Linked DNA regions of Homo sapiens: region 1 is linked to region 2. The links are chromatin loops, found by intact Hi-C in ENCODE. Cell type or tissue: thyroid gland. All regions are shown on one strand. Each heading gives the region's core, and the rest is flanking DNA. Links, peaks and the distances in the headings are about the cores only.

Region 1 (7,917 bases), core at 3,626-6,125, 500 kb after region 2:
CTGGCATGTGGTAGGTGATCAGTAAGTGACACTTACTGATGCATTTCTTCCTTGGGGCTGGAACAAAGAATTAGATGTAAGTGCTCCAGATTTGCATAAGGCTAGGATTGAGTCTCTTCATTACAAACCAATTTGGGGAATTATAAAAGAAAATCTTTCATTTGTGGAAATCACTTGACTGTCATTAGATCCAGTCAATCTCTGAGTTGGAAGTTTTTGAACTAAAAGTTGACCTTCCTCCCCTCTCAAACCACCACCCTGCCACTGTGCAGCTAAGCTTCATCTGCATCCTCAGCACCCTCTCCTCATGCCCTTGCAGTCTGGCTCCCACCCTCAACAAGCCTCTGCAGCAGCTGTCTTCCATGTCATGAGGGACCTCCTGCTTCCCACAACCCATCCAACCCATCATCCCTAAGAGACACTGGGTCCCTTCTCTTGATGGACTGGCTCTCAAGGTCCCAGGGTGACTCAACTCAGATGGAGGTCTTTGGCAAGCAGAATTTTGGGAGAACATATGGGGGCCATAATGTTGGCTATGCCTTGGAAGTTGAGCAATGTTTTTGTATTCCAATATTTTACTGAAGACCTTCTATGTGCTAAGCAATCTATTTGTCTCTTACCATCCATTTTTTACATGAATTCTCACATCAGCTTGCAAGCTGAATAGAATGTGGTGGCACTGGGTGACTTCCAAGGCTGGGTCATAAAAAGAATTACTGCTTCAGCCTGGCTCTCTCTTCCTTGCGATGCTTGCTCTTGGAACCCAGCTGCCAAGCCAGGAGGAAGCCACGGCCACACAGGGAGGTCCCATGTAAGCATTCTACCCAGCATCCCCTACTGAGGTGCCATCCAGCATCAGTCTTGACCTGTGAGTGAGCAAGCCTTTTGGATGACTCCAGGCCAAACACCGTCTGATTTAAATGACTTGAGAGACCCAGAGAGAGAACCACTCACTAGGCCCAATTAGTCCACAGAACTGTGAAGGGTAATAATAAGCAATTATTGTTTTCCAAGACACTGAGTTTGGGGTGTAGGGTTAGAAAAAAGAGTGTTTGGGGATCAGATGGCTGATGGTACATGTACTGATTTGTGCACTGTTTCTGCTGTGAGGGTATTATTTTGTATAAATGTAATAACTTTTCTGTAGTTAAGATGAGTTGGTTAAGGTTGTTTTTGATATTACTACTGGGGGGATATTGAACCCACAGAGTCCTTCGTAGCCTTCTTTTTGTTGTGATGAACAAAAAGGGCCTTTGCCCTTTGTTCTGAAAAGCTCTTGCACATCTCCACTTTGGGAAGAAACAGGTAGAATGCATTTCTGACACCACATACTCAGAGTTTGTACGGACGTCACAGGTTAAAGGCTCGGCTTGTAAGACTGCTCTCACTTCAGATACCAGCTGACTTCTGACTAACTGGCTACAAATTTGGGTGTTCCTGCTGCCTCCTAAGGTTTGATAATATGCTAGAGCAGCTCACAGAACTCAGGGAAGCACCCTCCTTATGTGCTTAGTTTTATTGTAGCAAAAGGATACAAGCCTGAACCAGTAAAAAGGAGACTGCACGGGTGAACTCTGGAGGGTTCTGCACGTGAAGCTTCATGGCTTCAGGGTGTACCCTCTCCCAGCACGACTGTGTACATCACCAACCAGACAAAGTCACCCGAGCCTCAGGGGCCAGTTTTCCCAGCAGTTTAATCACATAGGCCTGACTGAATCATTGGCCACATGATTAAACTCAGTCTGCAGTCCCCCTCCTCTCCTGGGAGGTCAGGCCAAGCTCAGCTGGCTCAAAACCCCAATCTCTAATCACATGGTTGGTCTGTTCAGCATGGTCCACCCCTTTTCTGAAAGTATTTTGGTGCCCACTTGAGTTACCTCATTAACATAAACTCAACTCAGGTGTGATCTGAGGGGGCCTGCCGTGAATAACAGACACTCCTATCATTCCAGGGACATAGAGGACACCTGCCAGGAATCGGGGACAAGGCCAGCCAAATGCTTTATTATAAAACAGAAGACTCACGCCTGTAATTCCAGCACTTTGGGAGGCTGGGGCAGACAGATCACAAGGTGAAGAGATTGAGACCATCCTGGCCAACATGGTGAAACCCCGTCTCTACTAAAAATATAAAATTAGCTGGGCATGGCATTGCACGCCTGTAGTCCCAGCTTCTCGGGAGGTTGAGGCAGGAGAATTGCTTGAACCTGGGAGGTGGAGGTTGCAGTGAGCTGAGATCATGCCACTGCACTCCAGCCTCGTGACAGAGGGAAACTCCATCTAAAACAAAACAAAACAAACAAAAAACAGAAGACTTCTGTCCTTACCCTGTTCAATAAGTTTTTCTCATTCTTTGATATGCCAAATAGGCTGTAATTATCCTCTTGACCTCCCAAGCCAAATCTAGAAAGACCTTAAACTAGCTGAACACCGGATAAGTAGTGCTACATTTTAAACTTTTCTTTCCTTGATCCCAGGAGACTGAAGATGATTTAAAGTAGTGTTTGTATAATAGAGATATTCATATGCAACTGGCTGAGAATGAAGAAGCAAGGAAAGCAGTCAGATATATGTCCTTGCCACTCCAGGGCACCCTGCCTTCAGGAGCACAAGTAAGTGGAAGAGGGCCCTGGATTTAATGATTTGAGTTTCAGTTCTTCTCATTTGTGAAAGATGGATGTTACAAGGCTGATGTAGAGGCTGAATAGGATGGTGCATGTACGGCCCCTGGTATACTGCCTGTCCTACAGCAGGATATCAGTAACAGCAACTGCTATCATGACTAGACTGTTATCGAAGTGTAGTGGATAAAGGTGCAGGCTCTAAGAAAAATTACTAGGGGCATCCTGGTCGCCTTAATTTGTGGCATCTAAACATGGACAATTCTTTCTAACTTGCTGTGTTTGAGGTCTGTCCTCTGTGAAATGAGGTTAACACATGTGGTTACCATATAAAGTTTGTTTGTGTGGAGTCTGAGTTTCACTCTTGTTGCCTAGGCTGGAGTGCAATGGCGTGATCTCAGCTCACTGCAACCTTCGCCTCCCAGGTTCAAGTGATTCTCCTGCCTCGGCCTCCTGAGTAGCTGGGATTACAGGTGCACGCCACCAAACCCAGCTAATTTTTTGTATTTTTATAGAGATGGGGTTTCTCCATGTTGGCCAGATGGTCTCTAACTCCTGACCTCAGGTGATCCACCCGCCTCAGCCTCCCAAAGTGCTGGGATTACAGGCATGAGCCACCACACCCAGCCTAGAGTTCTTAAAATGACTTATGTGGTCTCATATGTGTAGTGCAGTGCTTGGAAAAAGTAAATACTTTAAACATGTTAGCTCTTTTTACTGTTTTCGAGTCTCTTTCCTACATTTGGAGTCTGGAGAGCTGGTTTCCAGACCACACGCCTACTCAAGCTGGGTAGGTAACCTTGGGTTCTGCATCTGTTGAAAGAGGCCAGTGGATTAAATGGCCTAGAAGGTTTCCACGAGTGCTCCTATTTCTCACTGGAGATCGGATCAGATGGGTTTTGAGGGTGCGGGCTCACAGGTGGGATGGATTCCCAGCAGCAATGATCCTGCTGGCCAGGCCTTCTCTCACTGCACCTGTCATTTTCTCAGCCATGCCCCCTGGAACTGGTGCAAATCAAAACCACAATGAGATACCATCTCACGCCAGTTAGAATGACGATCATTAAAAAGTTAGGAAACAACAGATGCTAGAGAGGATGTGGAGAAATAGGAACGCTTTTACACTGTTGGTTGGAATGTAAATTAGTTCAACCATTGTGGAAGGCAGTGTGCCGATTCCTCAAGGATCTAGAACCAGAAATACCATTTGATCCAGCAATCCCATTACTGGGTATATACCCAAAGGATTATAAATCATTCTACTATAAAGACACATGCACACAGATGTTTATTGCAGCACTATTCACAATAGCAAAGACTTGGAACCAACCCAAATGCCCATCAGTGATAGACTGGATAAAGAAAATGTAGCACATATACACTATGGAGCCATATGCAGCCATAAAAGATGAGTTCATGTCCTTTGCCCGGACATGTATGACGCTGGAAAACATCATTCTCAACAAACTAGCATAGGAACCCCCGAAAACCAAACACCGCATGTTCTCATCCATAAGTGGGAGTTGAACAATGAGAACACATGGACACAGGGAGTGGAACATCATACACTGGGGCCTGTCAGGCGGTGGAGGGCTAGGGGAAGGATAGCATTAGAAGAAATGCCTAATGTAGGTGACTAGTTGATGAATGCAGCAAACCACCATGGCATGTGTATACTTATGTAACAAACCTGCATGTTCTGCACATGTATCCCAGAACTTAAAGTATAATAAAAAAGAAAAAAAAAAACTGGAGCTTGCAAGCTAGTTTCTCCTCTCCTCCTCTATCCCCTCCCCACACCCACTACCTACCCTGAAAAGGAACACTGTATCAGTACATTCCTTGTTTTTGTCTCAGTTCCACTTCTGTGGAAAATGTTTTGCAACAAAATCTCCTAAAAAGCTGCTGAGAGGCGAATAGGACCCAGGTAGAAGTTATTTACAAGACGAGAGCATGCATAGAGCCTTCATTATTAGGAAGAAGTACCACTTGAAGGGAGGGTTGCTTTTTTATTACAATTCCCACTTTCCAGTGCTCTAGCCCTTTAGCTTGAGAACCGGCATGCTCAGCCCTCAAGGAGGTAATTAAGACAAGAAAGACATTTATTCGACTGAAGAATAGACAGAGAAGCTGCCAGCCCAGCCTTGGATGGTACACTGGGTCCCAACACCCTAGAGGACAAGACGTGCCAGCTGCTGCCACACTGGGAGCGCTCAGCCAGCAGCTTTCTTTACAGAAGCCTGCGGCGGGGCTCCCGCTGCCCGCCTTGCCATGCAGTGCTGATCACAAATAACAACAGCCCCTCCTGCTTCAAAATCCCTAGTGATGCATTCAATTCGCAGAAGTCCACAGGCAGGCATTAATATTGTCTCACAGGAAAGCAACCTGGGACTCAGAAAAGTTACGTTGCTTGCCCAGTGCAATAGGTGCATTCTTTTTGCCATTGAATTTTCTATCCATAGTCACACACACACACACACACACACACACACACACACACACACACATATGCATACTTTTAGGCACAGCAAGAAAACAATTATCTTTTTAGCTAGTCGTGTCTACCAGGGACTCAGAGGAAGGGAACTGGCCACATAGAACACAGGCATTTGCTGTTGTTGTCTTAGCAAGTGGTTCCTTTTACTGGGGAAGTCTCGCCTCATGAATTAGATTTAGGGTTAGGGAGTTAGGGAATATCAAAAGTGACAGTAAGAATCTATTCCTTTAGATCTGACTCACATCCTGCACACGGACACTGCAAGCCACAAGCTTCCTTTCCTTAGGAGTTACAGAGAACATCAACTCCAACAACCACTTAGCACATTCTTAGGCTCACTGACCACTGCCCTTGCCAAGGATGCCAGAGACTCCCTTGTCCCATTCCATGTTGCTGTGAGAAAAAAGGCAAGTGGGGAGTGGCATGGACCCCTTTTGGCATATTAATGATGGGAGCAGTGAGTGCGGCACATGCCCAGACAGACCGAGCAGCCAAGGGTGGTGGCTGTGTTTAACAGCATCCCTGCATCCTGTAGAGTCTTACAAGAAACACAGCTCTGGTGACATCTGCAGGTCAGGATCTCTAAGCATGTACACATTCATTCTCTAAGCATGGACACCCAAGCGCCTGGCTCTCTGTTTTGTTTTCCTATGGCAGTACAGTGCATAGGGCTTTTTAAAAAACTGATGACTTCACACCACATCTAAAAATTATTTGACATGCCTCCCAGCAAGAAGTGGAGCCCGAGTCCCCTTTCCTTGAGTGTGTCCTGGCCTTGGTAATTCCTCTCAACTGAATAGAATGTGGTGGCACTGGGTGACTTCCAAGGCTGGGTCTTAAAAAGAATTACTGCTTCAGCCTGGCTCTCTCTGCCTTGTGATGCTTGCTCTTGGAACCCAGCTGCCAAGCCAGGAGGAAGCCACATTTTGTTGTGGCCACACAGGGAGGTCCCATGTAAGCATTCTGCCCAGCATCCCCTCCTGAGGTGCCATCAAGCATCAATGTCTAGACCTGTGAGTGAGCAAGCCTTTTGGATGACTCCAGGCCAAACACCATCTGATTTAAACGACTTGAGAGACCCAGAGAGAGAACCACTCACTGTGCCCAATTAGTCCACAGAACTGTGAGGGATAATAATAACCAATTATTGTTTTCTGAGACATGGAGTTTGGGGTGTAGGGTTAGAAAAAAGAGCGTTTGGGGATCAGATGGCTGATGGTGCATGTACTGATTTGTGCACTGTTTCTGCTGTGAGGGTATTATTTTGTATAAATGTAATAACTTTTCTGTAATTAAGATAGAGTTGGTTAAGGTTGTTTATTCTTGATTTTACTACTGGGTGGTGTATATTGAACACACAGAGTCAATGCGGGTTGTATGTTGGGTCAGAAACCTGGACTGAGACCTAACCCTTTATACTCTTGAGTCACTCAGGGTAGCAGTGTTTTCTTTGGATCAGAAATCTCTGCCAGGCCCCACTGACTGGGGACATAAGGTTCCATTGCTAGGGTCCCAGCTGCCTGCCTGGAGTGGCATGTCTCCAGCATGTCCACAGACATAGACTAAAGAGAAAAGCAATCACTTCCTCACCGTCGGAAAAGATTAAACTCTGGCTCCATTCCTGTCCAACTCTTTCCAGCAAACTCTAGGTGTCCTGGGTAAAGGGTGAGGAGGTGGAGGTGAGTCTAGCTCCCTGCAGCACTGTGGCCCCAGGGTCAGAAATAGCCCTGATTTCTTTTACGATGCACTCCACCCTCTGTTGTGGGGCCTTTCATGGAGGCTACATAAATGTGCTTGGAATTTATTTTATCCAAGAAAAATAAAAACATGTCTTCCAAAAAAAGCCATATACAAGAATTTTTATGTTACATTTATTCAAAATAGCAAAAAATAGAGACATCACAGGTATCTATCAACAGGAGAGTGAATAAATAAACTGGAATCTATTCATACAATAAAATACTACTCAGAAATTAAAAGGAACAAAGTGTGTTTACATGCAATAATGTAAAAGAGTCTCAAAAACATAATACTAGAATAAATGAAGCTGTACACAGAAGACTATGCAGAGTATAAATTCTCATGTGAAATTCTGAATGAGGGAAAACATTTTTTGTTCTGAAAACATGAAACCATGGAGAACAGCCTTTGTGGAGATGAGGGTGAGGATGGATGCATGGGGCAGGGGGTACTTCCTGGGGTGGAGTCATGTTCTACATCTTGAAGAGGTTTTGTCTTACACAGCTGTGCACATTGTACCGTACACATGCAATGGTACACAGAAGCTCTGTGTATTCCACTTTGTATAAATTTATCTATAGAAACAAGAACCATGAACACATGTAGAGTGCTAGTTAATATTACACATGCTGAAGTATTTGGGATGCTCTGTCAGGGTGTCTGCAACTTGCCTTGAAAAGGATTGAAAATAAGATTATTTGATGGACGGATAGAAACTGATTAAAACAAAGAAAGCAAACTACTGATTGTGGAGGTTAGGTGATAAGTAATGCTGTAGTATAAATATATCTCCCAAGTTTCATGTGTTGAAAATGTAATCCCCCAATTCCCTTGCTGATCAAAGGTGGGGTTTTGGGGAGCTAATTGGAATTAGATAAAGTCATCAGGCTGGGGTTACCATGATGGGCTTGTGGGGTTGTAAGATGAAGGAGAGAGACCTGAGTTGACACACATGCTCTTGCTCTCTCACTGTGTTGCCTTCAACCATATCATGATGCAGCACAAAGCCCTCCCCAGAAGCTGACCAGACACAGCCACCTGATCTTGGACTTCACAGCC
Region 2 (7,917 bases), core at 2,110-4,609:
TCCTCCAGGGCTCTCTGTGGGATATGCTGCACTAGGGGTGGCTCTGCCTGTGAACAGCTTCTGTTGGGCCCCTTTCACACACTGTTGGCCAATGGGGGCTTGCTGAAAACACATCCTCCGCCCACCACCCTATTAGGAAATATCTCATTTAAGTGTCTCAGTGTCTGGAACTGGGCCATTAGATGTCCATTTCTCTGTGTAAGCCTTTTCTTATTGCAAAATGCAAAATCCCCTGGGAGTAACACATGCAATAATGACTAATCATTCACAGTTTTGTGCTGAGTAAAGAACACGGCTGTTACTGACAGATGGACTTGGGTCAGAATCCCGATTTCACCCTTCCTTTGCTGTATTACCTTGCTTGACAGGAGGGCTGCTGGTCACATACAGTGAGATACATTTGCCCCTACCTCCCAGAGTTCTTGTGAGAATTAAAATGATGAACAAACGAATGCAAAGACAGAGCCAGCAGGGGAGTGTCTCCCAAAGGGGTGCTTTGCTAAGGATTTTAGAGAACCTGGTGTGCTGCCTTGATGCTGGTGCCCAGGGGCTCGCTGCCCACTGCAGTGGTGTGGTTCCTGTACCGGATCTGCCCTGATGGTAGAACCTGGCCCTGCCATCCTCAGTGGATGTCTGTTGCAGATGCCACAGACCCAGAAGCATGCCTGGATGATACGGTGGGCTGGTGTGTGACAAAAAGCATTTGCTAGGCACAATTAAGCCGGCTGAAAACTGCAGAAGGGGCAACTAACCTAATTAACAAAGCAGCATTAGTCTGAGGGCTTTACAGAAATTAATTGTTGTTATACAAATGCTGAGCTAATTGAGAATAGGTCTGATTAATTTATCAGAGCAGGTCCTCGTGGATCCGCCTTAGAAACACTATCTTGCAGGCGGCTCCAGCCACAGGGATCTTTACATCACCAGCACTGGTCTCCCCTTCCATAGCTTAACATAGTAGCTGCCTTTCCGGGCTTGCTTTATTTCCACCTTGCCTGTTAGTCTGATGCAGGACTCTTGGGCTCTTGGCTGTGATGGGAAGAAGGTTCTGGAAGCAGCACTGCAACTCTGAGCTGGCTAGATCTCAGAGTCAAAACCAGACGACACTGCCGGTGTCTTTTTCACTTCGCTGCAGTGGTCTTAGATTTAAAAGCCACACACATCAGAACTAGTTTCTGATGGAATCAACTCATTGAGTTGGAAAAATTATAATTTAACATTACATGGAATTTAAAGTCTCTATTACACATAGCGGATGCACAATCAAACACGGTTCATTCTTGCCTCCCCCTCTCCCCTGCCAACTCCCCCTCCTAAGTGATGGGGCAGACAGCACAAAGGGTTCTTGAGTTTTGAATGTTGGGAGTGTGTCTGGAAGCCTTGTTTTGTTTGCAGCAGTCGTGGCCGCACCTGCGGGCCCACACCTTGTGGGCAGTTTCTTGGTGCGCGAAAGGCGTAGTGCACCCAGGTGCAGGGCTCTGCCCTGGCGCCCTCCTGTGACAGTGCCGGGAGCGGCGGGGTGCGGGGCACCGCCAGCTGTGGTCTGTCCCGGTGACTGGTTTCTTCTGAGTGTCTCAGTTCTGCAAGCCATCGTAGCAATGGGTCCTGACCGTGTCTCTGAACTGTCTGGCAGGCGGGCAGTGTGTCACCCGCTTCCCTGGTGGTAAGTGCGGCCAGGAGGATGCGGCCTGTGGATCCTCCCCGGACCTGTGAGCAGCAAGCCTGGGACTGAATCTGTCTGCATCGTTAATCACCGATTTGCTATCTCTTCCTCCACAGCATATCACTCCCTTTCCTCTGGAGGAAAAATGCCTCATGATCTAAAGCTGAAGGCATCTTTCATAATGAAGTGCTTCCTGTGCTGATTCATGCGTCCCCTTTGCCCTCGCGAGTCCCCTTTGACATCCTCCACACACAGAGCGCGACAGGAAACGCGTGTCCTCTGGTTAAGCCACGCTGACTTCCCTGAGGGTTTGGTACCACAGTTAGCACTTTTTGGATGAGGAAGATGAGGCTGAGAAGGGCGCCCAAACCGACCTCCCGGCTGCAGGAGTGTGCGGCCTGAAGGGAACCCCGGGGAACTGCGCAGGCTTTGGGAACCACGCAGGCCGGGTGCAGACGCAGCTGCCCTGCCAAGTAGCACGTGCTCCTGGGAGAAAGATTGCCCTGGGGGAGACACTCAGCCCAGCCCTCAGGTGAACGGACCAGGCCACCAGGCCAGTGGGGCTGAGGGCGGGGAGCCCTGAAGAGGAGAAACCCCGGGATCAGATCTGCATTTTGGGACTTCATGGCAGGGAGGGGCACGGGTAAAGACCCACACGGTGAGGTGGCTGCTGAATTATGGTCCTGAAGGTTGACACAGAGAAGCCAGGATGGGAACAGGGGCTGGAACTGACAGACTGGGATTGCGCAAGGAGAGTGAGGATGAGGGTGACGCACTCGAGGGTGTCCTCGGACCCCAGAACATGATATCCAAGCGCGGGGCTTCCACAGACAGCATGAGTGGGTTCTGTGCAGTGAGACTTTCAGGTCGGAGCCTAGGTGTGGGCGCGGAGGGGCAGCAAGGCCCTGGGGACCCGGCCCTCCCTATCCTCACACACCGTGGTCCCCAGAAGCCTTTTGCTTCACGCCAGCTGCCCCAGGGTGCAGGATGGCCCCCGCCTTCCGAGGTCTTAGGTTTAGGAGGACACAGAACGGAAGGAGAAGGAGGGGCTCCTTCTGGGGGGACTCTTCCTTTTATTCTAGAAGCAGCGCCCTCCTCAGGGGCATTGGCGTAAAAATCATTGGCTAGGCTATTTCACGGCCACCTCACTCCGCCAAGCCCTAGGCAAACGGGAATCTTTACCCGGCCATATTGTGATTCCGAAGCAGCTTGGAATTCTGTCATTAAAGAGACACAAGAAGGAATTCTGTATAACTGGCCGTGTCGGCTCCTGGGGAGGCCACGTTGGCTCGGGCTAAGTGTTCAAGATGGTGTGGTGCAGTGAGTCAGGGGCCCTGACCGGGACCACCCGTAAGTTAAGTGGGGCGTGTGGTCTTCAGGGCGCACAGGTGGAGATGCCACTACATGGTCGCATGTGGGTGTCCACAGTGCAAGAGAGGCCCTGGGCCAGAAACCCAGCCCTAGGCTGTGCCTGTCCCCTGGCCATCTCTGGCTCGCCCTCCCTCCTGCCTTTTCTCTGTCCCTGGGGATGGTTTGCAGGCTCAGACCGCATGTCTGGATTGGCAGTCTCATTCTGCAGGCTCTGCAGACCTAGAAGAACAAAATGCTACCAAAGGAAGGATGCAATTTATCCATACAGAGGCTAGTTTGGACATATGGGAGGAAGTCTGTAAGGGTAGTTGCTTGTCTCTTTTGGATTTCAAGGGCGAATGGAGCCCGGATGCTGGCAGCCCCTCCTGCCCAGCGCCTTGGTTCCCGGGGAATTGAGCCTTGGCTGCTGGCTCAGCCTCCTCTGAAACCAGCAGCCCAGGGTTGCCTTAGAAACATGGCCTGGTGTGGCAAAGCCTATCCCGGGGTCTTTCGTGTTTGTGTCCTTTGAAGCCTAATTTAATCGGTTCCAAATTCTAGAACAAGAGTTCTCTCAGGGTAGCTGCAGACGTGCTCCACCCTCATCCTCCCACCCAGGAGAACCAGCGAGCTCTGGAGAGCCGCCTGCAGTTCTCCCTGGAGCCACAAGATGGCGCCAGGCCGACCGTCAAGGCCGTGGAGCCGGGGAAGAGGGGAAACGCGGGATTCTGGAGTCCCCAGCCCCTGGCCGAATCGGCTTCTGGTGCGGCCGCGTTTGGGGCCGCGGCTCCACCCCCTCTGGCTGGCCAGTAGCCTTCATCATGGGGGACGTGAGCAGACCGAGTGAGAGCTGCCATTTTTCTGGGTGTGGGCGGACAGTTGTGCAGGCCCATGTTATAGACAGAGAGACTGAGGGCGAGAGGCGCCGCCCGCCCGGGGAGCCGACTGCGAAGTGCAGAGCCGTGGTCCCCCGAGGTGTCCGCGCGGCCGCCTCCGGGCGGGGGTCCCCGGGCGCCTTCAGGCCGGGTCTGCTGCGATGCGGCGCCATCCGCGTCCGGCTCCTGGGGCCTGCAGACCTTCCGGGCCACTCCTGGAACCGCGCCGAGACCCAGGCCAGGGTGCTGAGAGCCGCATGTCGCGGCCACCAGGGGTGTTCCTGAGGACTCCACCGGGCTCAGACGAGGCGTCAGGCGGGGACGGTGCGGATGAGCGCCTGTTGAGGCCGGGGCTGGCCAGGCAGGGACAGGGAGCACAGGGAGGACACACAAAGCCGACAGCGTCAGGACGGATCTGGGGAGCAACGTTGCTGTCGCCGTGTGGACAGGACACCGACATTAGCGTGGCATTGCTGGGATGCGGTGTCTCCTGGTGAAGGGAGGAGAGTCCGCGGTGGACAGAGCACCCAGCCCAGGAGAGCCTTGGACACCGCTGGGAGGCTCAGCCTGAGGGTAGCGTGGAGTGGCCAGAGGGTTTCCGCCGGGAGCAGGGGATACCTGGGCTTCTATTTCAATACTGTGCTAACCTGAAGCCCTGAATCCTCCCGGGCCGTCCCTGGAAACCCCGGTCCATGCCCACACCTCCCTTTCTGACTCCTCATTTGTCTGTGCCAGGCACGCAGGACCCTAGTCACAGTTGTATTTGTCCCTGCACTTTCTCTGCAGAAATAAGGTAGGCTCCTGGAAGTAGGGAGTCAAATGTGTCCTGTGCCTCTCTTAGGCTTCTGGGAACCCAGGCTTCCACATACAGTAGGCCTTTAGTTGTTGACCGAAACAGATGCTAGATGCTGTTTGAATCTGCCATGATGGCGCACAGTTTTCCAAAACTCGTCCCTTAGGGCTGCAAAGCCCTGAAATGCAGCAGAGGAGAATCAGAGAGCTTAACTGGCGCAGCTCCCATCTTGAGCACTGCCTTTGTAATTAAATGTCAATTATGATTCATTCAGAGGAAAATCAATTGTGCTACTTTCATAAACTTTTATTTGGTTATTGAAAGGCAAGATTTCTCTAATCAGTTTTTCATTAAGTCAGAGCTTGATTTGCAACTGGAAGCTTCCAAAGCCCTCCCGTCCCACTGCTGTCCCTCTTTGGCCTGAAGAATGTGACCGTTTGGGGTGTGACCCTAGGTTCATATTGCATCCGTGGGTTCCCACACAACCCTGTAGAGCATCCAGACCCACTGCTGCCTCTTTCAGAGCCAGTGTAGACAAGGTCATCTTCAGAGCACTGAGCCTCAGTTTCCTCATCTGCTAAATGAAGGAAGTCTTTAAATGAGGTAGTGGATATGAAGATAAAAATGCCTGGCTCTGGGCCTCACAAATAGATGCTCAACAGATACTAGTTCCTTAGTAGATTTTAGTTTCCTTCCTGCATCCTTGATTTCTGCCTGGACTCTTCTACTTTAAGTGGGGCATTGTGCAGTTTATGGCCAAGAGCCCAGAATGTAGAACTTAGCACCTAGAACTTTGGTGCAGCAAGGCTGGGAGTCACACACCACCTCCCCAGCCCCAGCTTGTCCCCCACAGAGCAGGCCTGCATCTCTCCACCGACCTCGGAGCATTTCCTGGAATCTGCTCCCCAGCTTATTGTGATTTCTAAACATTTACTTTAATGCTTGGATTAATTTTTCTGGTATGTGTGTGTGCACAGGCCTGCAAGTATGTATGTGTACATGCAGGCATGTCTACTGCATGTTGATGCCCTGCCTCTGGAAAAAGTCTGGGGCACACACCATTGCACGTCAGGTAGGGGAGAATTGCCTGAAGGAGAGACGACCATTGCACCAGTGCAGGAGGACTTGGTGGCAGCCCTATTCCCTCTACTTGCTCCTGCTACGTATGAGTTCCCAGTACGTTTTAGCCAGCAGCCTGCTTTGCCGCCATCACTTGCTCCCTGTAGCCTGGGAAATGTTTGTGGCTAATTTTCAGCTGACCGGCAGACTCTGAAGAGGGTGGCCATGCTACTCAGTAGGAATACAGTCTCAAAAAGAGGGGGAGCAGGGCTGCCAGAGTGGGGTGAGGTCTTGCCAGACAAAGGAAAGAAAAGTGCACAGGAAGGAATCTGTGCAGCAGCTTTTCTTCAGGTAAGCCAGACTAATCCCTGAGATCTCAGGCTGAGGGACCAGCACTTTAGAAAACAAACTTGCAAGAGCTTAGTGATGGTTAATGTTGGCTTGTCCCACATTAGCTTGCTGAAGATGGGCATGTATATACCTCCTCTCATTGCCCACCCAGGACACCCCCAGACCTGGTCTCCCAGATTGCCTCTCTCCACCCCTCCAGTTTATAGTCTCCACCACCTCCTACTTGTGCCTGTTCCATTCTTGCAAGAGAAGTTTCTCAAAAGCCAGCTCTATAGCTACTCACTATTCATCACCAAATGTACTTCCCAAGAATAATAACTACACTTGTTGAGTGTGTTAGGCCATCCTTGCATTGCTATAAAGAAATACCTGGCTGGGTAAATTACAAAGAAAAGAGGTTTAATTGGCTCATGGATCTGCAGATGCAAGAAGCGTGGTACTGGCATCTGCTTCTGGTGAGGGCCTCAGTAAGCTTACAATCATGGTGGAGGGTGAAGGGGAAGCAGGTGTCTCACGTGGGAGAGTGGAAACAGGACAAAGAGATGGAGAGATGCCACACACTTTTAAAGAACCAGATCTCAGGAGAACTCACTTGCTATTGTGAGGACAGCACCACGCCATTCATGAGGGATCTCTCCTTGTGACCCAAACACCTCCCCCTAGGGCCCATCTCCAACACTGAGGATTCCATTTCAACATGAGATTTAGAGGGGACACACATCTAAACCATATCACTGAGACTCTACATTTTTATGTACCCAAGAATTCTCTCTGGTTACAGAGCCACACGGCATGTGATGGAAAGGACATAGGCTCTGACATCATAGACGTGCAGGTACCATCCCATCTGTCATTGCCAGCGGGAGAGATCTTGAACAAAATGCACAACTTCCTCATTGCTTATTTTCTTCTTCTCCAAGCCAAGGATTTAGATCAAGGTGAATAACCATAGGCACCAAGCTCCCCTCCTACATCCAATCACTGGAAATTATAAAATGTATTTTGCAAAGAGACTAACTACATGACATTGATGGGAAACCAAAGGATGTCATCAGTGATACAGATGTTTTGATGAATGCCTATGGGAGAGAAGATAGTTAGAGCCAGATTACGGAAGAAAACTATGCATAAGAAGGCCCTAGTGTATACTTCTGAGATCTGGAGCAAATGTGGAGAATGTCTAGGAGCCCTTTAGCTAGGAATTCAAACAACAGATACAAGAAAGAGGAGAGAGCCTGGGAGTGCCATTGTGGTGAGCAGGCGAGGAAAGTGTGAAAGAAGCACTTAGGGGGATGGGGAATAATCTCTTTTCCCAGCAATTCTTGCCAAGTGGTGACAAGTCAGTCATTTGGCCCCCAGCAGGCCCGTGAGTGTGGGGGCTCTATCTTAAGAGGCAGGAGCTTTCCTGGAAGGCTGGGGACACTGGCACATCCTACTTGGAAGCATACCCCATTGCTGCCTTCATCCTCACCCTTCAACACCCTCCATGATACTCTCCAAAGACAAGAGGGGAAAACTTACTAGACCACAAACAAATAAGACCTCAAGAGAAGTATGATTAATAACACTGGAGAGATCAGAGAAAATACTGCTTCCATGAAACAAGAACAGATACATATGAAAATAAATGATAAACTGATGGTTTTGGAAGTGAAAATTTAATAGATAGGATGAACAGTTGAATGGACACAGCCGAAGAGCATTGGAATGACCTGGAGACTCGGCATAAGAAGTTTTGGAGACCAAAGCACAAAAGGACAGAAGGATGAAATATAATTTAAAAAAATTTAAGAGCTAAGGAGGATGGATATAAATTTTCCAGTTGTAAA

Evidence for each region. A loop is a pair of places that touch in the nucleus more often than their neighbours do. Peaks named below come from ENCODE experiments on the same cell type or tissue, not always from the same donor. Only the 100,000 strongest peaks of a DNase experiment are listed, where the experiment ranks them.
Region 1: it touches region 2 in a loop (2.6-fold over the local background); 12 of 110 quality-filtered maps call a loop at or near these places.

Annotation. Positions count from the first base shown.
Region 1 is chr2:129,228,574-129,236,490 of GRCh38, forward strand. No RefSeq gene overlaps it. Among named protein-coding and RNA genes, the nearest start is that of LINC01854, 41 kb to the right of the region's middle. In thyroid gland, for the core only: no CTCF peak of the experiment used is centred there; a DNase peak (open chromatin) is centred at 4,785.
Region 2 is chr2:128,733,102-128,741,018 of GRCh38, forward strand. No RefSeq gene overlaps it. Among named protein-coding and RNA genes, the nearest start is that of HS6ST1, 420 kb to the left of the region's middle. RefSeq lists enhancers at 299-408, 1,368-1,427. In thyroid gland, for the core only: a CTCF peak has its summit at 3,673 (motif pointing right); a DNase peak (open chromatin) is centred at 3,710.